3 separate regions of the Homo sapiens genome follow, and all the other regions are linked to region 2. A link is a loop called in an ENCODE intact Hi-C map of the cell type or tissue named here. Cell type or tissue: dorsolateral prefrontal cortex. All regions are shown on one strand.

What was found. A loop is a pair of places that touch in the nucleus more often than their neighbours do. Peaks named below come from ENCODE experiments on the same cell type or tissue, not always from the same donor. Only the 100,000 strongest peaks of a DNase experiment are listed, where the experiment ranks them.
Region 1: a loop joins it to region 2, with 2.7 times the contacts of the local background. A loop is called at or near these places in 7 of 110 quality-filtered maps.
Region 3: a loop joins it to region 2, with 7 times the contacts of the local background. A loop is called at or near these places in 37 of 110 quality-filtered maps.

What each region holds. Positions count from the first base shown.
Region 1 is chr15:73,791,852-73,799,851 of GRCh38, forward strand. No RefSeq gene overlaps it. Among named protein-coding and RNA genes, the nearest start is that of INSYN1-AS1, 28 kb to the left of the region's middle. RefSeq lists enhancers at 5,397-6,355, 6,943-7,622, 7,623-8,000. In dorsolateral prefrontal cortex, no CTCF peak of the experiment used is centred here; a DNase peak (open chromatin) is centred at 4,876.
Region 2 is chr15:73,903,646-73,911,645 of GRCh38, forward strand. It overlaps a transcript of TBC1D21 not described here. Among named protein-coding and RNA genes, the nearest start is that of LOXL1, 19 kb to the right of the region's middle. RefSeq lists a silencer at 4,739-4,858. In dorsolateral prefrontal cortex, CTCF peaks have their summits at 4,822 (motif pointing left) and 5,025; a DNase peak (open chromatin) is centred at 4,816; H3K27me3 peaks cover 855 bases.
Region 3 is chr15:73,708,237-73,716,236 of GRCh38, forward strand. It overlaps CD276 (CD276 molecule), which reads left to right. Exons shown (of 10, transcript NM_001024736.2): 7 at 103-237; 8 at 1,412-1,453; 9 at 2,899-2,934; 10 at 4,698-6,278. The coding sequence ends at 4,720. Among named protein-coding and RNA genes, the nearest start is that of CD276, 28 kb to the left of the region's middle. In dorsolateral prefrontal cortex, no CTCF peak of the experiment used is centred here; a DNase peak (open chromatin) is centred at 4,055.

The DNA.
Region 1 (8,000 bases), 110 kb before region 2:
GTAGCAGACCCTAAACACTTCCAGCAGCTCACTCCCAGCAGTAAAAAAAGTAAGTGTGGGCTGGGCGCAGTGGCTCACGCCTGTAAATCCCAACACTTTGAGAGGCTGAGGCAGGCAGATCATGAGGTCAAGAGATCGAGACCATCCTGGCCAACATGGTGAAACCCCGTCTCTACTAAAAATACAAAAATTAGCCGGGCGTGGTGGCATGCATCTGTAGTCCCAGCTACTCAGGAGGCTGAGGCAGAAGAATCGCTTGAACCCAGCAGGCAGAGGTTGCAGTGAGCCGAGTTCGCGCCACTACACTCCAGCCTGGCAACAGAGTGAGACTCAGTCTCAAAAAAAAAAAAAAAAATTAAGCGTGTCCCTAATACATATCAATATTAATTCATTCATAAATTATATGCATGTATTTCTGTGCTAATATAGTCTATATGTTATAAAATATATACAATAGTCATATTAAAAGTATAAGATAAAGAACAAAATATAAATAGAAGCTCTAATAGCTTCTTCCCATACCCCAGCGGATCCTCTTATGCCCCCACTGGAGGCAGGAACAGTACTTTGGAAACCTCTTCATGTGCCGGTAGCCTGAGTAAATTGCAGAAAAGCTTCTGCCAGGGCCGATGTGAGAGGAGAAGCTCCAGAGCCCCCACGTGGGAGCCAGGGAGTGCTAATGTGGGTGATTAAATCATTTACAATAATCCATTTGGAACAGCAGCCGTGTCTAACATGGGGCGTGATGACTGCTCCACAAATAGAAAGGTGGCCAGGGAGGCAGTTGGTGGGACATATTCCAAGGGCATGGGGTAGGCGCACAGACTTACCCTTGCTACTCACTGTCTTGCTGCAGTTCACCTGCCAGCCTCTGTGCCTGCCCAGTGCAATGGATCAGTCTGCCCCCTCCCTGCATAAATGTGCCTGTCCTCTTCTGCATCTGAATCGGTCCCATCTCTTCTAGGAAGCCTCATTGATGGCTCTTTTCTTTCTCTCTCTCTCTCTCTTTTTTTTTTGAGATGGAGTCTTGCTCTGTTGCCCAGGCTGGAGTGCAGTGGTGTGATCTTGGCTCACTGCAACCTCCGCCTCCTGGGTTCAAGTGATTCTCCTGCTTCAGCCTCCCGAGTAGCTGGGATTACAGGCACACACCACCAAGCCTGGCTAATTTTTGTATTTTTAGTAGAGACACGGTTTCAATATGTTGGCCAGGCTGGTCTCAAACTCCTGACCTCAAGTGATCCGCCCACCCCCTACCTCAAGTGATCCGCCCACCTCAGCCTCCAAAAGTGCTGGGATTACAGGAGTGAGCCACCACATCTGGCCCCTCAGACTACTTTTTCTACACTGCACCAGGCTGGTGCTTTGCTCCATACCCTCAGTGTACTTGACACTGTGGCCTCTTTGGCCCTTGATGACCACCTTCCCTTACCAACCTGACTCCCCTCCTGTTGCTCTCCTCTTCACTCATTCTGTTCCAGCCACACTGGCCTCCTTGCTGTGTCTCAACAAATGCTGAGCACTTCCCCACCTCTCGGCCTTTGCACTGGCTGTTCCCTCTGCTGGTTACAGCCCCTAAGCCCAGGTGACCCTCAAGGTTTACTCTATCATGGCTTTTCCATCTCATCTCAGCTGACGTCTTTCCTGACCAGCTAGTAGAAAATAGCAAACCACCCCCGTCACTCCTTATTTCCTTAGCCTGCTTTGATTTTTCCATAGCCCTTGTGTTTAATTGTTCTTTTTTTTTTTTTAACTGTCCACCTCTGCCAGCTAACCTGTAAGCTCCATAAGATTAGGCCTTTGCTTTGTAAACTGCAGCATCCCCAGGTTCTAGAACTGAACCTGACACATGGCAGGTGTTCAGGAAACATTGGTTGAATGAATGTGTTCCATTGCTATCCCATGAGGCTGAATCCTGTCTCTCCCTGGCCTAGGCCCATAGGAGAGAGGCTGGAGCTTTTCCTCTTCCATCTCTCCCGTTGGTCAACTCTCCAATTTAGTGGCTGGTCCCTCCCATCCGGCATTCTCCTTCACCATATCCATCACATGTTTAATTACTTTTTGGGAAGGTGTCTAGCTTCCCCATCACCTAACCCCCTAATTGCTCAAAACTAATTTTTTTGGGGGTGAGGATCTAAACGGTGCTGGATAAGAGGGAACCAGGAGGGCCGAGGAGCCACCCAGACAGCCCCTTCAAGATTTCCAAGTCAGTTTTGAAAGAGCAGCAGGCAGTTACTTTGCTCCCTAATTACCAGCCTCACTGTGGACATCCTCAGAAGACACATCTTTCCTAATTGAAACAGCAGGGTGGATTGCAGGCTCTGGGCAGCCTCCTTTGCCTTTTCTGGCAGGAGCCAGAGGCAGGCAAAGGTGTTTCATTAAAAGAGAGCTGTGGAAAGGGAGTGGTCATGGTGCCCACTGCCTCCTGGAGGCCCACAATTTAGACGCACAATGAAACAGCAAATATGACAACAAAAGAATCAAGTCCCTGGTCTGTCTCCCCATCTCAGGGCCTGGGCCTCACCTGGCCTCTCCTTCTCCCATCAACTCTCTCCTGCATAGCCACAGACTCCAGCCAAGTGGCAACTCTGCTGAGCACCTGCCCGAGTGGACTTTGGCCTCCTGCCATCTGTGAGCAGGGAGGTGTAGCTCAGGGGTGGTCCCGGGATCGTGGGCAGCCCCTCTCCTCCCTGGAAGAGATAAAATCTTGGCCCAGGCCAGCCAAGCTCAAGGTCTTAAGGCTTATTCAGCTTGCTGGAGTTGCTGCTTATGGCGGAGCCTACTGAGCCTACTGACTGCATTCCCTGTACCTAGTCTCCTCCTTTTTTCTGAGTAATAAGAACACTTCAGTTTTCCTCTAGGTGGCAAGATGCCCAGCTAAAAGACTACATTTCCCAGTTTCCCTTGCAGCTACATGTCACCAGTGATTTTGTGGGGTGGATTTTTAAGCAGATGTTGTAGGGAGGATTTGGGGGAATATCCCTTCAGGGAAAGACAGGTAGATAACATGTGCCCTTTTATTTTTCACTATCCTCCTTATTTCTGCTTCTTGCCCAGAATGTGGATGTGATGAATGGAGCTCAAGTAGCCATCTTGGGCCCACGAGGATGACAGCCATATATAAGGGATGGTAGGTCAAAAGATAGAAGGAAAGTAGATTCCTGAGCATCATGGAGCTGCCATACAACCTTGGACAGCTTAACTCCAGACTTCTTTTTTGGCAGAGAATAAACTGCAAATGTGCTTTTGCCACTATAGTTGAGTTTCTGTTATTAACGGCTGAAAGCAAATCCTAATTCACTGACCCCTTTAAGAATGTGGTAAAATGTGGGCCCTCACTCCACAGGTGCATAGAACAGCAAGAGACATGGACACACGTGTACACACACACACACACATGCACTCTCTCTCTCTATTTTTTACACAATTTGTGGGGGAGAAAAAGCCATAGACATTCTCCAAGTAAGCAGACTCAATCATTGTTTTAGTCTGTCACCCAGGCTTTAGTCCTTGTTGCTCACTGTGTCTGGGGCTTTGAGGTACAAACCCATGACCTGGCATTTAGAATGTGTTTTATTGACAGCCCTTTTGCATTTACTGCTGTTAGATCAAGTATTTGCATCATGGAGTAGAAAATAACCCAGTACCTGTTCTTGCCGAGTCCTGAGTGGGGATGGGGAAGGAACACTAGACTGATTTATTACCAATACAGATGGGATAAAAGTTAGGTCTGCAGAGGGCCATAACCAGGAGGTGCTCTGGATCACAGGAAACAGTGGCCTGCAGGAATGAGAGAGGGCTTCCTGGAGGAGGAAGGAACACTAGACCTGGAAGGGCCAGCTGAGAGATGTAGAGGGAACAGGGATCACCTGAAGGCAGCAGCTAAGATGACAATGCTAAGGGGACTTTGGCCTCGGTGTCCATAGGGGACTGAGCAGGCAAAATACCTTCACCTGGAGACACAGAGATCACTGTGGTCATACCAAGCCCTGGTGGGAGGGCGAGGAGTGTGAACTCAGTCTTTTCATCCTAAGAATATGACGGAGAGCCTTGCACATTGGGCCTGGCAGGCAGAACGTGGGGCCAGAGACCATGTGGGCCATTTCAGAGAATGGGAGGCTGGAGGTCCCCACCTTTCCCACCCTGCAACAGGTGCAGCTCATGAGGATCTGAGGAAGCCGCCCTACGTGGTCCCAATTCCTTGCGCACACTGCTGGCTGTCAGTGCCTCACTCTGTTTCCTCTGCCTGTCTTCCTCAAGGCTTGTGCCCTCCGCTGGCCCTTCCAGGTCTAGTGTTCCTTCCTCCTCCAGGAAGCGCTCTCTTATTCCTGCAGGCCACTGTTTCCTGAGATCCAGAACACCTCCTGGTTATGGCCCTCTGCAGACCTAAATTTTATCCTGACCTCTGCCTCCAGGCCTCGCTCTGCCAGCAGTTCTCCTCTATGCCTTCCTTCTAGTCTCTCTCTTCTCCCACCCACAGATCTCCATGCTCTGGGGCTCTCAAAGAATTCAGGGACTGTGGCATTCAAGGCCAGCTGGTTGATGTCACTCCTTCTAGCCTCGAGGAGAAATCTGCTCCGTTGCAACCTATGCCAGCTCAGAGGCCCCCCTCCTCCCACAGATACCCACTCTAAAAAGTCCTCCTCCTCCTCTCACCTGTCTTCCCCCATAAGGGTGACGGAGGTCAGAGAGACATAAACAACCTACGGTTTCCAATTAATTTTTAATTGCAACTTGAAATTCTTAATTGCAGCTGACACGCTATCTCTGATGGAGGCGCGATGGTGAAGGTGGGGGTGGCGGTGACCCAGTTAGAGATGTTCAGCCCCTGTCGGACCAGGCACTGAGCCAGCTGAGGAGAGGACCAGAGGGCAGCCTGAGCCTGGCTGGGCGTGCTGGCCAATTGCCCCAGGAATGCCATGGTGGAGTAGTTGTGCCTCGGGCCCTGGGCCTGCTCCCTCAGAGGCCAGAGGCCTGCACTTTGGCCCATCCTCTGGGGAGGGCTACCAGAGATGCCCCATTTGTCACTGTCTCATTATGGCCACTGAGGGTCCTGACAGGACAATGCGGCAAGCTCCAAGTGGCCCATCAGGGCCTCTACTGGAGCCCGTTTGGACATGCAAAAACCAGCCAAGTTCCAGACAAACAGATGAGTTGGTCACCCTAGCTGGAAAACAATTAGCCCCTTTGACACCCTTAGTTCTGGGAAGCGGGGAGCTGCCATTGAGACACTCTTAGATGGCTGGGGAGCTGCCCCTCCCCTCCTCCCACAGCTGTTCCTTGACCTGAGGTGCCAACATTGGGTCTGTGCGACCACAGGGTCTGTGGGTGCAGCTTCTCTCCTGGGCTAGTCGCCTGTGCGTTCTGCCCAGCAATCTCTACCTCCCCCCTTGGTAGGGAGACAGACAGGTAGATCTGTCTGTCTACCAGCTCCACAGGCAGGTTGTTATCTGATCTGGAGCAAGACATGTCCCTGGTCTGAGCCTTAGTTACTCCCTTTGCCCTTCCTCTAGTTCAGGAGTAGCCTGGTAGTGCCACTCGGGGGTAGCCAGTAGTGTGGTTGGGAGTTGCAGGACAGGAAGGGGCCAGAGATGGACAGCATCATCTGCCTCTGCAGCCTGTCCTGAGGGAGGAGCTCTCAGAGTGTGGGAGAAATCTCGCCCAGCTGCCACCCTGCTGTGGGAGTGGGGCGCCCATGGAAGGAGCCAGTCCGAGGCGTTCTGCCATCCTCTGCTCACCCACCCACTCCTGGCATGCATTTGCAAATTCTTTGGCTAAGGTAGCTAGTTCTCCACAGGCGCTATTACCTGAGACCTGCCAGCTAGTGACAACAGAAAGCCCGCACGTTGACGTCCCTCTTTGGCTTGCCTGGAAGTCTACTCGGGGCTGCAGGACTGGCAGGAGCGGGGGCTAGGGTCAGAGTGGGGCAGAGACCGTGGCTGCTTATGGGGCAGGGAGAGGGTCTGGGCCGGGTCAGGGGCTGGGGGAGTGGGAGGATCTGGAGAGGATGGGCTTTCCTGGGGAGCTGGGGGAGCATCCCATGGGTGTGCTCTGCTGAGTGACACAAATCTGGCTTTCACTCACTCATTCATTAATGCATTCATTCATTCACTCATTCATTCATTCGCTCAACAGAGGTTTACTGAGCAGCTGCCAACTGCAGGCCCCATTCTGGGCCCTGGGGGAACTTAGGAAGGAAACAGGCCAAAGCCAGAATACCAGTCCCAGGAAGCCACCTTTTCTCCAGGGGTGTGGTTCATGCCCCCTCCTGGCTTGGCCCCCTCCCTGGTGGACCCCCTACCTTCTCTATCACAAGTCCAGGTCTGCAGTAAGGTAGACACAGGGTCCTGGGGTTCCAACCTGGTCCAAGGGAGCAGCCTGGAGTGTGCTTAGAAACATTTGTTGACTAATGGGCTCAGGGACTGAGGGCCTGGGGAGCCTGATCAGGGAGCCTGCACCTGCCTGTCCCTCGATGTCATTCCCTCAGTCTTCCCGGCACTGAATGAGGCCCAGTGTGGGCAAAGCCGCGTCATCCTTAGCAGGGGCCCCCATCCCAGGGCTTATGAGGCACCCCAGCTCCCCAGGAGCCCCTCTGGGAAGCTGCAAACTCTGCTTTCCATACTTCAGAATTCATCTGTCCTGCCACCCCTTCCTTCAGACCCCCTGGGAGTCAATGGGACTCAAGGGATCAGTGAAATAACCCAAAGTACATTTATGATACAACCCCCTCAACCATGCATTCTGCACCTCCACACCCCTCCAAAGCCCTGCCCTTGGGGAGCCTGGAGACACATGGAGAGGGACCTGCCTGGGTCCTAACAACTGTAACATGTGAACACTGACCCCAAGTGACATGGAACCCTTGTGATATGGCAGGTGCCACACTTGGCACTTTACATACATAGTCACATGCACTGCTTATAGTAACCCCGGAATAGGCACTATCACTATCCCCATTTTACAGATGAGGACACTGAGGTGTAGGGAGGGCTCTCACTTGCCCATGATCATTCAGCTGGGGAGTGGGACCTCACACACAAACCCAGGGGTCTGACTGCTGAGCCCATGCTCCTAATGTCCACACGGTGCCCTCCTACGAAGCGAACCTAACAGCAGAGCACGATTAACAGCAGGTGAGGACAAAAGTACATCAGCCTGTTGGTGCTCAGAGGGGACGAGGCCCCTGTAAACGGAACACTCAGCGAAGGGCCCTAAAGGAGCGGGGATGGGGGCTCCTCAAGGCAGATCCTGAGCAGGACCCGCCCAGCACCCGCTCCCAGCCTGTCAGGAAGGCTGAATGAAAGAACACCGTGTGGATCTTCCTCTGGCCCTTGGAGGCTGTGCCCTCTGCTCAGAGAGGAGGAGCAAGGACATTAGCAGGAAGGGCTGCAGAGTGAGCTAAGGTCTGGAGGTGAGGATGACTCTGAAGGCCTTCCTGGAGAGCAGGCTGAGGAGGTAATGCCTGACTTGGTGGGGGAGGGGTGCTGAGGACCCGCAGGCCACTGTGGAATTGGACCCATCTGGCTGAGGCAAAGGCGCTGGCAGTTATGTTGCACTAAGTGGGCCAAGAGGTGACCTCTGCTTTGGTCTGACTTTGGCCACAGACCTAAGAATCTGGATACAGTTGGGCTAGAAGGGCCTTGGCAGACTGCACAGCTCAACCTGTCTTGTGCAGGTGGGAAGTGGGAGATCCAGGGAGGAGGGACTTGCCTGCACCCTCCCCACCTCCTGCTTGGGTGTGTGGCCCTCCCGCTGGGTGGGAAGAGCAGGCAGGAAACATTGTCTGAGGTTTCCAACCACACGGGAGGAACCCTGAAAAGACATTCCTGAGAGAGGCATAAACTAAGACCTAGAAAAGACAGAGGCTGACCTCACAGCCCCTGACTTCCTGCTTCAACCTCCCTTCCCAGCCCAGGCCAGTCTCTTCCCCATGGTCGCACCTTTGCTCAGCAGTTCTTCCCAGCGGGAATGACTGCCCCCACTTTCTATCTTTCTGTCTCTCT
Region 2 (8,000 bases):
ACTCTCCTCAATGCCAATAAGAAAAGACCAGGCCCCTTCACTCAGTATTCAAGACCTCAGTGATCCTGCCCTCGGTCTGCCTCTTTGACACCAACTCTTACCTTTTCCAGCCTCAAATGTATATTCTGGGCTGGGCACGGTGGCTCTTGCCTGTAATCCCAGCACTTTGGGAGGCCGAGGGGCTTGAGGTGAGGAGTTCGAGACTGGCCTGGCCAACATGGTGAAACCCCTTCTCTACTAAAAATAAAAAAAGTTAGCTGGGTGTGGTGGTGTATGCCTGTAGTCCTAGCTACACAAGAGGCTGAAGCAGGAGAATCACTTGAACCTGGGAGGTGGAGGTTGCAGTGAGCTGAGATCACGCCACTGCACTCCAGCCTGGGCAACAGAGCGAGACTCCGTCTCAAAAAAATATATATATATATACTCTGGCAACACAAAATTTCTCATCTGCTTTGTGACTTAGCCCAGGCATTTCATCTAGGAAGTCTTCCTTCTAAGTCTAGAGGTCAGTGAGTCCTTGGGCTTCCTGCCCCATCCTAAGGTGAGCACTTCTATGAGTCAGCCACAAGGAAGAACTAACCAGGTTGGAGTGGGCTGTTGGCCCAAAGTCGAGCTCTATAAGGCTACAGTGGGCTGCTCTGTAGCCAGCCATGTGTGCACTCTCCCCAGCCCCCGCAGGCATGCAGGAAGCCCCTTCTTGCCTAGTGGTGTGCTGAAGTCAGCTTGCACTGGCTCAAAAGAATGAAACTTGTGCACCTCTTCCAATTCTGCATTCAGTGGCATTATGCGGGTTGTCTGAAATCGGCTATGGCAAGAGTATTTACACCACAGAAATTGGCAATTGCTACAAATCAGGGGTTTCATTTTCTTCAAAGAGTGACCATGGCCTCCCCTCCCGCCATGTGCCATAATCCTGAGTATGTCTATGGGTTCATAGTACAGGTCCCAGGTCTGAGGCAGGGCAGAATCAGCTTGGGGGAAGGGGTGTTGACTGGCAGCATGGTGCCAAGATAGATGTGGAGCCAGGGGTCAGAGTGCAGCTGGGTGAAGTGGAAACCAAAGGAGGGACGAGAGGAGCTCATGGGACTGGGGGACAAAGGCCAGGGATGTGTGTGTAGAAAAGAGAGAGACTCCAAAAGAAATGGAGAGAGACAGCAAGGAAGAGACACGGAGAGAAGAGTAAGAGAGACATGGAGACACAGACAAAACAAAACACACAGATGGAGGGAGGAAGACAGAGTGAGACAGCAAATAGAGACAGAGGCAGAAACAGAGAGCGAGAGACAGCTTGAGACTGGGAAGAAATGACAGAGTGGAGGAAGCCAAGGGCAAAAATAGAAGAATTTAGCGACAAAAACACAAACTGGAGAGTGACAAACAAAGACCGTAGCAGCAGAGGGGGCCCAGGAGGGTGCAGCCCAGGCCTAGCTGGGGCCCACGGTGCATGAGGCAGCTTGCAAGAGAGGCTCAGGGCCCACTTAGGACAAGGCCTCCCACGCCCTCTAGCCCCAGCCATCATGTGAATACCTCCTTAGGTGTCCATCAACTACTTGAAGATGTGAATGTTTGATTGCTTCTCCAATTTAGGCATTAAATCCCTCAGTAATTCAATAATGCATTGTCCAATTACTCACATGACACGCAACTTTAAATTAGGAAAAAATATTTAGACAATTCAATTGCTAAATGATCTGATTGTTTCTGAAATTCCCTCATAATGCTCCCTTGAGTTATTCTCCCTTCTTAAATCAACCTGAGAAAGGGATGTGCCGACTCAGCAGTCTGTTTCTTGGCTCTACCTGGCTGAATTCAGTACAACCTTTAGATTAGAGTCCCCGGATTCAGGCACTTTACCTTGTCCAGTGGTGTGCTGAAGTCAGCTTGCTGGAAAAAAAAGAAATTTTCACACCTTTTCTTAATTCTGCATTCAGTGACATCATGTTGATAGCTTGAAATTGGCTGTGGTGGGAGTATTTACACCATGGAAATTGGCAACTGCTACAAACCAGGGCATTTTTTTTCTTTAAAGAGCCACCACTGCCTTTATTCACCTCCCATTCTCCCACCAATCTGTGGCCCCCAGGTGGGATAAAACCCTGAGCAGATTTGTGGGTTTACAGCATTTGCTCCAGGGCCCAGCTGGGAGCCTCCCTAAAGGGGCAGAGCAGAATCAGTTGGCTTGGAGGTTTGGGAGAGTCAACTGAGCAGCATAGGACCAAGCTGGGAATTCCAGGGCCCTTCCCTGGCCTCTGTCCCAGGGATCATTGTGCCTCCCCATCAAGACAGCACAGTCTGGAACAAAGAGCTCCTGCCTGAACATTGGGAGAACTCAGGTATCACTCGGTGTCGGTCAAGGAAACCCAGGCTCTCAGCAAGGGACTGGCTCCTGGTCACCAGCAGGGTGGATGGGATGGGCATGTCTGCTGGGCTTCAGTTTCATGTCCCGTTTTTCTAAGCTGCTCACACTCAAGAGTCCCAGAAAGTTTGTTGTGCTACTTCTAAATAGAGAAAAGTTTTGTCTCCATAAATTTATACTCTCCACTGCCTTCCCAGGAAGCTGAGTTCTGGTCACAGGTGACCCTTTGTGCTGCCATCTTGAAGGAGCTGGGTAGGCAAATTAGGGACAGGAGGGGCTAGGGAAGTGGGAGACGTATGTGGGAGGAGGTCGGGGAGAGGCTGGAGAGAACTATGGAAGAAGGATTTCATGTGTCTCCGTGGGGTATGAGACCATCTTCTGAATCTTCCCACCCAAATTGTCAGTATACTCAACCTTGCTCCCTGATGTCTTTGAGTGAATGGAATCTGGAGTGGAGAGGGTGGTGGCAGTTTGGAAAGAAGGATGAGGGACCAGCCCCACTGGTTACATGTGGAGAGGACAAGGTACACGGAGGAGGAAGGCAGGCCTGGCAGAGCTCAGATATCTGTGGGAGGAGGAGGCAGGTTCTTGCCTCTCTCTTCCTCTGGGAAGCAGCTTGTTTGGGAAATCCAAGCCCAAGTCCATCCAGGGCAAGTGCCTCGATTTTCCCTTGAGAGGAAGAAAAGGGCTTTCCTGACCCAGGAGGAGGAGAAGACTGAGGTCAAGTCAATCAAAGGGACAAAGCTAACCCCTATGCCATCAAGAATGTATGTGCAGTGCTGAGTACTATTTTTTGGATCTGAGTTGTGCTGAGTGTTGGTTTACAGAGCTCCAGAACCCCCAAGTGTAGAATGACTCATTCACCGATGTCATGTGTGTAGAGAAGAGATCTGCAAGCCTGGAAGATTCACCTCTTCAGGCTCTTGTTCTCTGTCCCACCAGCCTAGTAATATGGGCAGGTCTTAACTTTATAAAGAGGCCCCACCAACCACAATTCCATGCAAAGCTTGCTGCAGAGACCCAACTCTGAGGGTAAGGACCCCAGGCCAGACAGCAGACAACTGGGCATCTCTCTTTCTCTCTCATTTCCTCCTCCTCCTTCTCCTCCTCTTCCTCTTCTTCCTCTTCCTCCTCCTGCTCCTCCTCCTCTTTTTTTCCCCCAGTCTGAGCCCTCACTCCCCACCAGCTAACTAGCCCAGAGCAAGCAGCTAAATATAGTTCCTTATTCTTTGACTCGTAGAAATCAGCCACAAACTGTCTGTCAACATGAATTTCTCAGCTCAGTTGTTCTAGCCATGAGCAGCTGCTGCTCCTGATACTTCACCGGGCTGCTCTCAAGTTCATCTTTGGTGGGGTCTGCATGGAAGGAAAACACAAATTTGAGAGGGCAGCTTTAGAAAGTGTGAAACGGGCATAGACTTTGAAATTGGAGAGACAGGAACCAAATCTTAGCTTGACCACTTCCTAGCTGTGTGATCCTCTGCTGGCTCAATTATTGAGCTCTTACTTAGATTCTGGGAGATGCTCTAAGATCTTTCCAATAAATTCTCATTTTTGCTCAGGCTAATGTGAGTTGGGCTTCTGTCACTTGCAAGCTGAATAAGAACTTGCTTCTCAACCCCTTGGGTCCTCTGCTGATGGCCTCTTCCATCCATCCTCACTCACATGTTCCATTCCCACATTTTGTAATCTCTTACCCCTAAAAAGTTCCAAAGCTGTTTTCTTTCTCTTTTACTTTTAAGAAAGATTTTTTTCAAGTGTAACACACTTACTGTATAGTCTCAATTTGTTGGGGTATAGACGTGAAATTGTTTTCTAACTTCCCTGAGCCTCACTGTCTTCATCTGTACAATGGGACTACTATTGCCTGGCTCACAGGACTGCTAGTACGGTCAACCAGGAGCCTAGATGGAAAGCTTCTAGCCCAGGCCTGTAACAGTGGGAGGGCTGGGTAGCTGTCCATTCCTCTCCCTATGTGGAAAGTTATTCTTTACCTATCAAACAGTAGAACAGAGGCTAGAATTATAATGCCTGCCCCCAGAAAGTGGCTTTATTGAGATGTACAAAATATTCTACATTAATTTTTATTTCATTCTCACATTTATTGAGATGAACAAAATCAGTGTTATGGATTGTTATAGACACAGTATCTGTCCCTGTGCCCTGACCCTGACTGTGGGGCTGTCAAATGTGCTTCCTGGGGAACCAGATACACCAGACACACCACACACACACATAAACACACACAGGAACACATGAAGCCAAGCAAATTCAGAGACAATTTGATGAGTGTAACACACACACAGGAGGGTATATGCACATTTGTGAGTGCACTGCAGGCCCATGGCTGGATGAAGCATGGGAAATGGGGGAATCCACAGGGCGCACGTAGCCCGCCAGTCCTGGCTCTCAGCGCTCTCCTTCTGGGCCAGGCCTGGGCCATGCTTGTGTTGAGAGGCTTTGGCGCCCTCTGCTGACTGCGGTCCTCCCTGCAGCCCTCTCCAACCTAGCCAGAGCAGGTGCAGCAGGCCCAGGGAAGCCAGGCGTCTAGGAAGGGGGAAAACCAGAAGGGAAGAGACTGAAAGGAGGTAAAGAATGGAGGGAGAAGAGAACCAGAGCCTATACTGTCCCCAAAGCCACCAGGATGGAGGACCCAGCTATGCAGCCACTCACTGACCACAGCAGCTGCTTACAGACAGGAGCATCACCTCCCAGGTGCTCATGATGACTGTCTAGAGACCCTGTGGTGGCACAGCTGGTGGTGTGAAGGGCACAGGCCCCAGAAAGTTCCTCAGGCTCTGGCTGTGATGCCTTGTAAGTCCATGTGGCAGAACCATCAACCAGACCAGTGAACTTTTCCACCTCCTCTGGGAATGCCCAGGGCCAGACCTTCAATCCTGCAGGCTAGGGAGCTTGATGATGGCAAACATGGACTTGGGAACCAGACTGACCTAGGCAGAGTGCCTGCACTGCCTCTCACTAGCTGTGTGACCTTGGGCTCCTAACCTCTCCCTGTCTCTGCATCCTCGTCTGCAAAGTGAGGGGAGTAAGACAGCTGCAGTCAGGATGAAATAAAAATCCATGTAAAGGCCAGGCGCAGTGGCTCACACCTGTAATCCCAGCACTTTGGGAGGCCAAGGCAGGCAGATCACTTGAGGTCAGCAGTTCGAGACCAGCGTGGACAACATGGTGAAACCCTGTCTCTACTAAAAATACAAAACTTAGCTGGGTGTGGTGGCACGCACCTGTAGTCCCAGCTACTCCAGAGGCTGAGGCAGGAGAATTGCTTGAACCTGGGAGGTGAGGTTGCAGTGAGCCAAGATCATACCACTGCACTCCAGCCTGGGCGACACAGCGAGACTCCATCTCAAAAAAAAATCCACATAGAGTGCAGCCCAGGGCCTGAGGCAAAGTGCATAATAAATGCTAGCTACTAGCATTACTGTTGTGGTGGTTGTTGCCCTTGCCACGGGCTTCACGAGAGATGAAGGACAGAGTTTCATCAGGGCCTCTGCAGCTGGCATGACTCCTGGGAAGTGGAGGGAAGGTGGGATCATCAGAATCTCATGTTTGCGTAAGGCCATGATGTCAGGCTGTTAGATTCCTGTTAGGAACACCTGTCCCAATTGTCTGACCTTCTTTCTTCTAGGGTGGCATAGCCCTGTTCCTCTGCAGGACTCATCACAGCCAGGGAGGCCCCTCTTCTGGTGTTTTCAGACTCAAGGACACCGAGACTCACTTCTTTCTCATGACATAACCTCCAAGTTACAACACTCAGAAGCTGTCAGTGGTCATATTTTCTGTCTTAGACAAAACCAGTCTTCTGGGAAAAGAACAAATGAGGCTGATCTGCAGCAAGAAGCAAAAACAAGAACCTGGTGGGGCTGCTGTGGCTTGCAAATCCCTGGTTCCAGATGTCTCTAAGGCCCACCCACATCCCCGCCCCTCTGCTGGCTCAATTATTGGGCTGTTTCTTAGATTCTGTGAGATGCTCCAAGATCCTCCAATAAATCCTCATTTTTGCTCAGGCTAGTGTGAGTTGGGCTTCTGTCACTTGCAAGCCAGAGAACAAGGACTAGCTTCTCGACCCCCTGGGTCCTCTACTGAAAGTCTCTTCCATCTATCCTCACTACCCACATGTTCCCATCCCACATTTTTGCAATCCTCTACCCCTAAAAAGTTCCAAAGCTGTTTTCTTCCTCATTTAAGGACTTTTTTTCAAGTGTAGCACATTTTTTGTAGGGCCTCAATTTGTTAGGATGTAGACGTGAAATTGTTAATAATCTCCCCTCCAACACACACACACAGTCAACTGTGCTCTATTGAAATCCCTTTCCTACTGGGTGGTAGGGATCTTAATGACATCGTGGCTGCGTCCCACAACTCCGCCGTCACTTTCATCTACTAGAACTGTCTCATTTCGTTAATCAAGACTTCCTGTTTGTCTCTCCTGCCATTCCCACTTCTGCCCAGATGAGAGTGGTGACTGGCCCTCCCCCACCAACAAGGCCACAATGGAGGGGAGCATCCAGCTCCAGATCCGCCTCCCTATCACTTTTCTAGTCTCTCAGTGACTGCGGGGCCAGGAGAGGGACTTGGAAGCAACTCTCACATGTCCTCTCCTAGGTGGATTGTCACTGCTTCTCTGGCTACTCCACTCCCTCCTCTCTGCCCTGGTGACTGTCTCGTGGACAGCCTGTGCATTCTCTCAAGCCCTAGAGAGACGCCCTCATGGGTGGGACACCAGCTTGTCCACTTGAGCCCAGCCACCTCACACAGCTCTCTCTCTCCACTCCACCATCTGTCTTGTATTGCCCTCTTCCCCAACTCAGGCAGCTCAGAGGTATACAAGGGGGTTCACAGACTAAGCAGATGCCCCCCTGGGGGATGGTATGCTTGTCTCTCCTTACAAGAAATTATCTTATGTTATCAGGGAGGAAAGGCACCCACCCCACCCATCATCTCCCGTGAAGAGGGGAGCAAGCAGCCTCTACCACAAACACTGCCCTCCCCACATGGCAACCGACCATTCCATCCCCTGCTCCTCTTCCAGTCACTGTGGGAGGTGGTGGTGGTTGATGAGAGAAGAGCCATCAGCCCTGCGGGAGGGAGATGGTACTAGCTGCTGACCACCCACTGACAACCCTCTGAATGCAGAAGGCAGGGTCCCCAGTGCCTTTTGTACTCAGCTTTGGGTGTTAGCTGCAATTCCAGAACAGGAGGAAGAGTCCCACACAATATCCTGTTATGCTGGTGCAGAACTCTCCTCCCTCCCAGATCCCAGCTGAATTGATCAAAAGACTAGGAAAGAAGAGAACGCCTGTTGGCCTGGACTGAAAGCCAGAGAAGGTACATTCTCGTGCCAGGAAAGCTGGGGATTGCTGTAAAGTGTGCAAGATACAGATTAAAGGAAGACCTCAAGGGCTGATTCACAACTCCAATTCTTGAGAAAGCAAAACTATACTATGAGAAGTAGATGAGGTCCTGGCAGAATGTACTGACCCTAAATTAGGGCAGATGGTGGGACACGGGGCTTGCAGGGCATCTTTGGAAAGCCCTTTCCATACTATCAACTGCCTTGGGAAGGAGCTGACTGGGAGGTGGGCTGGGGTGGGGGTATGTGGTTGCCATGTCAAGTAGGTAA
Region 3 (8,000 bases), 200 kb before region 2:
AGTGAGGGTGGGAGCCCCTGTTCACACTTGGAGCCAATGGTGCTGTCCTCCGGGACATGGGGCCAGGCATGACAGTCTCACTGTTGCTACTTTTCCTCTCAGGGCAGCCTATGACATTCCCCCCAGAGGCCCTGTGGGTGACCGTGGGGCTGTCTGTCTGTCTCATTGCACTGCTGGTGGCCCTGGCTTTCGTGTGCTGGAGAAAGATCAAACAGAGCTGTGAGGAGGAGAATGCAGGTGAGTGTGTGTGTATGTGTGTGCGTGCGCATGCACACTTATGTGTCTTGGGGTATGTTGCTGTCTTTGATGTCAATAGAGTGTCACTTTCTAGTGACAGAACGAGTGTGTGTGTGCAGATGGGGCTGGATTTGTCTGTGTGTGACCTTGAGTCTACGTCTTGTGTGTGTGAACAAGCGTGAGCCTGTCTGTCCATGTGCAGATACCACAGGATGAATGTGGATGAGTGTGACTGGAAGGTGGTGGGAGTGTAAGGCCAAGTGCTACAAAGGGATGAGTGTGTGCCAACAAGTGTGCCTGTGAAAGTGTAAGTCAGTCACGTGTGTGTGAGAGAGCAGGCCAGAGCATGGAAGCTGTGCGGCACAAATGTAGGCATGCCAGGGGCGTGCATGGCACTGGGGGTGATCGTGCCTGCCTTGGAGTGAGTTTGAAGCAGCTGCCATTTGCGGGGCTGAGGGTCAGCCCGAGCTGGCATTGGTGACTGGTAAGTGGGTGAGAGGACATTGGTGGGTGGTGAGTTGACCCTGGTGGGTAAACAGATGCATGAGAGTAGATGGGTAGTCAGAGGCTGGGGATGGCTGGAGGTTGGGAAGGAGAGGGAAGAAGAGTGGTCAGTTGGCAGATAGGTGAGTACTTGTGAGGTAGACAGGTGGAAGGATGAGCAGGTAGACGGCTGGTTGGTTACATCTGTTGGAGGTTGATGGTTGGCAGGGCTACTGAGCGAGCGGATGGGTGAGGTGATGGGTGGGTGGGCTGGTGGAGGGTAGGTGGATGGTCTTTGGCTGGGTGTGTGGCGGGGGCTCCAGGTTGAGTGGATGGTCTTTGGCTGGGTGAGTGGTGGGCTCCAGGCTGGGTGGATGGTCCTTGACTGGGTAAGTGGTGCACTCCAGGCTGGGTGGATGGTCTTTGGCTGGGTGAGTGGTGGGGGCGCCAGGCTGGGTAGTTTTTGGCTGGGTGAGTGGTGGGCTCCAGGCTGGGAGCCCCTTCATGTTGTCACAGGCTCGGCTCTGCTGTGCTCTGCTCTCGGGCTCTAACCCGTGTCTAGCATTTGGTCCGCAGGTCAGGCCCACTCAGGCCCTGTTCACCAGCTTCCTGCACTCTCAGGTGGGAAAGTGCTGGCATGAAAATGGGCTTGCAAAAGATTTTTGTTTATTCTGAGTTCTTGCCTTTGCAGGAGCTGAGGACCAGGATGGGGAGGGAGAAGGCTCCAAGACAGGTGAGTCTGAACTTGGAGCTGGCCCTCTTGGCTGGGAGAGGGACATATGGGAAAGGAGAGAGGACTCTAGGATCTGGAGGGGCCAGATTTGCTGTAAGGTTTGAATGAAATGTGTTCTGTGGACTCAGACCTCCCCACCCCGGTGAGTCTGCTCTTTGCCCAGAGTTAGGCAGGAAGTGGATCACCCAGTTCCCTCCCAGGTGTGGCTTCATTTCTCCTGCCAACCTTTACCCATCTGCCAGGGCCGATTCCACCTGATTGGCCCCACACCGTGGAGTCTGGTGGCTTCCTAGGGGTGGGAGCAGGGGCTCCGGAGATAGGGAGTCTGGGTTTAAGTTCCTGCTCCATCTCAGGTAAACAGAGTGGCCTTGAGCAAGATGCTTTGCCTCTCTGGCTTCGGTTTCCTCTTATGTAAAATGAGGATAATCACAGATTCATAGGTTGTTTGAATTATTAATTGAGATAATGTATATAAAGGACCTAGTATCATATCTAGTGCCAAGTGCTTAATACTCTGGAGTCCTATTACTATTAGGCAAACAGCTTAAGACAATACTGTTCTAGTTACAGACTGTGTAGCTTTGGGCAAGGTGCCTTGCTCCTCTGGGCATCAGTTTCCCATCTGTAAAATGTCATCCTGACCCTGCCCTGATGGCACCAGAGGGCTGTTTTGAAGCTCTTTCAGGTGACTGGAGAGGGAGGTACTTGCAAAGGACATAGGAGCATGGCACAGTAAGCTGGGGGCCCAGCTTGGGTGGGTGCCAAGGCACTGGTGCCCATGGCCGACTCCCAGGGGATCCTGGGCTGGGAGAGGCAGGTTTCCGCTGAGCCATTTGGGATGGTTCCAGTTAATGCCAGTTCCCTCCCCACCCCCGCAGAAGGAAGGGCAGGAGATTGACACTTGGGGACTGCTATAAATTATGCCAATTAATTCTTTGCCTGTTGGTGCCCAGCGTGGCAGGCGTAGAGACAGCTCTGGGATCAGACCTCATTCTTCATGCTCAGAGGCAGATGTAGTTGGCAGAAGGGAGGGAGTGAGGAGAAGAGTGTGGGTGATGGAGTTGGTCAGTCTCATTCCACATGGTCCCAGGCCCACCTGCAAATCTGCCAGCCTCCTTTAGCTTCTCACATCACCCTGTGTGTACATTGGGCTCAGGGCACTTCCGCATCTCCAGCTGGAGGTGGAGGGCTCGAGGGTTGTCCCATTCTATAGATGCAGAAAACTAAGGCCCAGAGAGGAGAATGACAAGCCACAGAGTGGAACTGGGACCTGGGACTGGGGCTTGGGACAGCAACCTAGGGCCCCTTCCCTTGTGCTATGAAGTGGTCCCACTCTGCTGACTTGTCCCGCCCCTTCCAGCCCTCACTCCTCCCTCTGCCTGACTCCCTACCCCACCACTTCCCATGGTTCCTCCCTCACCGTGTGCGCCTTCCTTTTTTTACAGCCCTGCAGCCTCTGAAACACTCTGACAGCAAAGAAGGTAAAGACACCTGGGCTTGAGGTTGTGTCTGTGTATGCACACATCTGTGTGTGAGAGGCTGAGAGGGTGGGTAGGCATCATCCTTTCACTAGTGACCTGAGGCCCCCTCTGCAGAAGAGCAGCCTCAACTTCCCCCTGGTGAGATGGCAGAGGGCTGAGTAACCAAGGTCCCAGCTGCTCTGATGGGACCCAAATACGACAGAGGCTTAAGCAGGACAGGAGTTTATTCCTCCTTCCTGTGATAGTGTGAGCATAGGTAATCGTAAAACCACTGATGACCTGGAGCCAGGTTCCACTTACCTGGATTCTGCCCTCTTCAACTTCAAGCTTTCACTCCTAGGTCTAAGAGGCTGTTTGTGCTCCCACGCCCCCTCCAGAGCCAAGAGGGAGAGAAAGGAAGGATATGTTTCCTTCTAGAGCTTGAGTGGAAGTAGCCTGCATCACTTCCGCTTACATTCCATTGGTCAGAACCCAGGCATATGAGCCCTAACTCAGGGGAGGCTAGAAAAGTGTTCAGCTGGGTAGCCATGTCCCTGGCGCACAGTGGGTGGTTAGTAAATGTCCATAGTCATTATTGGGCCTATTGTTATAATGTCAGTGATGACATTTGGAAATACAGGAGATAGGTCATTTCCTTCCTGTTTTTCAGAATCAAATAACCATAGAAGAGCTGGGCAGATGGAGATAAAAAGTGTCAGCTTAGGCCAGGCATGGTACTTCACACCTGTAATCTCAGCACTTTGGGAGGCCGAGGTGGGTGGATCACTTGAGGTCAGGAGTTTGAGACCAGCCTGGCCAACATGGTGAAACCCTGTCTCTACTAAAAATACAAAACTTAGCCGGGCGTGGTGGTGCATGCCTGTAATCCCAGCTACTTGGGAAGCTGAGGCGGGAGAATCACTTGAACCTGGGAGGCAGAGGTTGCAGTGAACTGAGATTGCACCTGTGCACTCCAGCCTGGGCAACAGAGCAAGATTCCATCTCAAAAAAAAAAAAAAAAAAAAGTCAGCTTGGTTTTGAAGAGTTGCTGGAGAATGTGGCCTGGATGGGCAAACCAGTTTGCTTCCTAACCCTGCTCCTTGGTGAGGCAGCCTGCCCCCTCAGTCTCTGGCCATGCTGGACAACCACAGAGGCAGTGCCCAGATGGGGGAGCTCTTCTCCTCTCCCCAGGGACATACAGAGCCCCAAGAATGGGTGAGGGAGAGGGCAGGGGAAGGGCCCAAGCCCTTCTTCCCAAGTCTCCATTCAGCTTCAGATGCAGAGTGGGGTCTGAAAGATGAGTCTTTGGGATGGCCCTCCACATGGAGACAGGAAGCCCAAGGGAAGGAGGAGGGCCCCTGCCGTGTCACTCTCAGGGAAACCAGTGTGGAGGGGACACTGGGAAGGCTGCCTGCTGGACGAGGGAGTTGGGCCAGGCCTTGGAGGGTGGATGGGATGGACAAACAGGAGATGAGAAGGGAAAAGTGTTGCACGTAGAGGGAGAGTGGAGGGAAGTGTATCGGGCTGTGGGCCTGTGGGTACTGAGAGGGGGCTGCGTGAGGTGGTCCCCCTCAGGTGCCCCGGCGTGCCTGGCACCTGCATCTGTGTCTGGGCCTCCAGGGCCGTGGTCAGCACGGGGGCTGTCCGTTGGGCTGCTGTCTCACACACACTCCCCACTTGAAGTCTGACCAGGTGCTTGGGCTTCTGGCATAATCCCAAAAATAGATCTTCTGGCATCTAATGCTTTTCCCTTCCCTTTTTTTTCTTCCCATCATGAAATGAAGATGATGGACAAGAAATAGCCTGACCATGAGGACCAGGGAGCTGCTACCCCTCCCTACAGCTCCTACCCTCTGGCTGCAATGGGGCTGCACTGTGAGCCCTGCCCCCAACAGATGCATCCTGCTCTGACAGGTGGGCTCCTTCTCCAAAGGATGCGATACACAGACCACTGTGCAGCCTTATTTCTCCAATGGACATGATTCCCAAGTCATCCTGCTGCCTTTTTTCTTATAGACACAATGAACAGACCACCCACAACCTTAGTTCTCTAAGTCATCCTGCCTGCTGCCTTATTTCACAGTACATACATTTCTTAGGGACACAGTACACTGACCACATCACCACCCTCTTCTTCCAGTGCTGCGTGGACCATCTGGCTGCCTTTTTTCTCCAAAAGATGCAATATTCAGACTGACTGACCCCCTGCCTTATTTCACCAAAGACACGATGCATAGTCACCCCGGCCTTGTTTCTCCAATGGCCGTGATACACTAGTGATCATGTTCAGCCCTGCTTCCACCTGCATAGAATCTTTTCTTCTCAGACAGGGACAGTGCGGCCTCAACATCTCCTGGAGTCTAGAAGCTGTTTCCTTTCCCCTCCTTCCTCCTCTTGCTCTAGCCTTAATACTGGCCTTTTCCCTCCCTGCCCCAAGTGAAGACAGGGCACTCTGCGCCCACCACATGCACAGCTGTGCATGGAGACCTGCAGGTGCACGTGCTGGAACACGTGTGGTTCCCCCCTGGCCCAGCCTCCTCTGCAGTGCCCCTCTCCCCTGCCCATCCTCCCCACGGAAGCATGTGCTGGTCACACTGGTTCTCCAGGGGTCTGTGATGGGGCCCCTGGGGGTCAGCTTCTGTCCCTCTGCCTTCTCACCTCTTTGTTCCTTTCTTTTCATGTATCCATTCAGTTGATGTTTATTGAGCAACTACAGATGTCAGCACTGTGTTAGGTGCTGGGGGCCCTGCGTGGGAAGATAAAGTTCCTCCCTCAAGGACTCCCCATCCAGCTGGGAGACAGACAACTAACTACACTGCACCCTGCGGTTTGCAGGGGGCTCCTGCCTGGCTCCCTGCTCCACACCTCCTCTGTGGCTCAAGGCTTCCTGGATACCTCACCCCCATCCCACCCATAATTCTTACCCAGAGCATGGGGTTGGGGCGGAAACCTGGAGAGAGGGACATAGCCCCTCGCCACGGCTAGAGAATCTGGTGGTGTCCAAAATGTCTGTCCAGGTGTGGGCAGGTGGGCAGGCACCAAGGCCCTCTGGACCTTTCATAGCAGCAGAAAAGGCAGAGCCTGGGGCAGGGCAGGGCCAGGAATGCTTTGGGGACACCGAGGGGACTGCCCCCCACCCCCACCATGGTGCTATTCTGGGGCTGGGGCAGTCTTTTCCTGGCTTGCCTCTGGCCAGCTCCTGGCCTCTGGTAGAGTGAGACTTCAGACGTTCTGATGCCTTCCGGATGTCATCTCTCCCTGCCCCAGGAATGGAAGATGTGAGGACTTCTAATTTAAATGTGGGACTCGGAGGGATTTTGTAAACTGGGGGTATATTTTGGGGAAAATAAATGTCTTTGTAAAAAGCTTTTTCTCTGTGAAGTGTTTGGAAGCAGGGTGGGCCCCAGGACTCAACCAGCAGGATTCTCTCCTGGATGTTGCAGGCTGGGGTAGGGAAGCCTGGCCCTCCTTATCTCACCGTCCTTAAATCACTGGATCCCCAAGGCCATTTGGCTCCCTCCTTGGCTTCAGTTTCCCTCTGGGTAAAGTGAAGTTGGTTGTCCAGAAAGCCAGGCCCTTTGGTCACTGTATGGGGCTCCTCCCACTGGAAGCATCACTCAATTTCTTTGCCTCAGAAAACTCAAACCTAGGCTTGTTTAGGGCCTCTACTAATGAACCCATTTTAGAGACTGTGAAGCTGAGACCCAGTAAGAAGCTGGCACCAGGAAAAGAGTTCTGAATGCTGTTTCTGGCTGACTCAATTGGATGGGCACCAGGCCAGGGATCAGAGGTCCATTCCCAGGACATAGTTCTGCCCTATGACCCTGAGCAGGACATTTACCTTCTCTGAGCCTTGGCTTTCTTGTACAAAAAATAGCCACCTATGCATAGTGGCTCATGCCTGTAATCCCAACACTTTGGGAGGCTGAGGTGGGAGGATCGCTTAAGGCCAGGATTTCAAGACTAGCCTGGGCAACATAGCAAGACCCTGTCTCTGCACAGAAATAAAAAATTAGCGAGGTGCGGTGGCACCCACCTGTAGTCCTAGTTACTCAGGAGGCTGAGGTGGGAGGATCGCTTAAGGCCAGGATTTCAAGACTAGCCCGGGCAACATAACAAGACCCTGTCTCTGCACAAATAAAAAATTAACTACAGGCACACACCTGTAGTCCTATTACTCAGGAGGCTGAGGTGGGAGAATCACTTGATCTTCAGCCCAGGAGGTCGAAGTTGCCATGAGCTGTAATTGTACCACTGCATTCCAGCCTGGGCAACAGAGCAAGACTCTGTCTCTAAAGAAAAAAAAAAAAGAAAAGAAAAATAGGACTGAGGTTTTAACTACCTTCCATTTTGAAAGACTGAGAGGAGGCGCACAGGCTTCCAGAGAGCCAGATTCAGGGCTATGGGAACCTGCCTAGGATACTGCGTTCGCTTGCCCCTGGATGACAGTGTCCTGGCACTGGGACAGCCTGGAGCTTTGCAGACCCTGGGCAGCAGGAGGAGCCTGTGCTGGGGGTGAGGACACTTGACTTTCAATCCTGGCTCTGCTGCTAACCTGTGTCCATGTCCTTCATACCTCTGAGCCTTACTTTCCTTATCCATTAGATAGGGGTGACAAGTCATCTCCCAAAAAGTATGTGGCATTCTTTACAAACTGGAGGCTTTGTTATAAAGTTGATGGCTCTAGGGGTGAGATCAGTCATGTTGCTTGAGGTCCTGTCATCGGTGCTCTGGGTGGGTATTAGGATTGAAAGACTTATGCCTTTGCCCCTTCAACCCACTGTGTGCCCTTGAGCTTGCTGCTTCACCACACTGGGCTTCAGTCCCTACCTGTAGAGACAGTAATAGTTCCTGTTTCAAAGCACTGTTGAGAGGGCTGGATAAAGCAGTGGGTGAGAAGACACTGCAATTAGGCCAGATGCAGTGGCTCACGCCTGTAAACCCAGCATTTTGGGAGGCTGAGGCAGGCAGATCACCTGAGGTCAGGAGTTCAAGACCAGCCTGGCCAACATGGTAAAACCCTGTCTCCATTAAGAATACAAAAAAATTAGCCGGGTGTGGTGGCACGTGCCTGTAGTCCCAGCTAA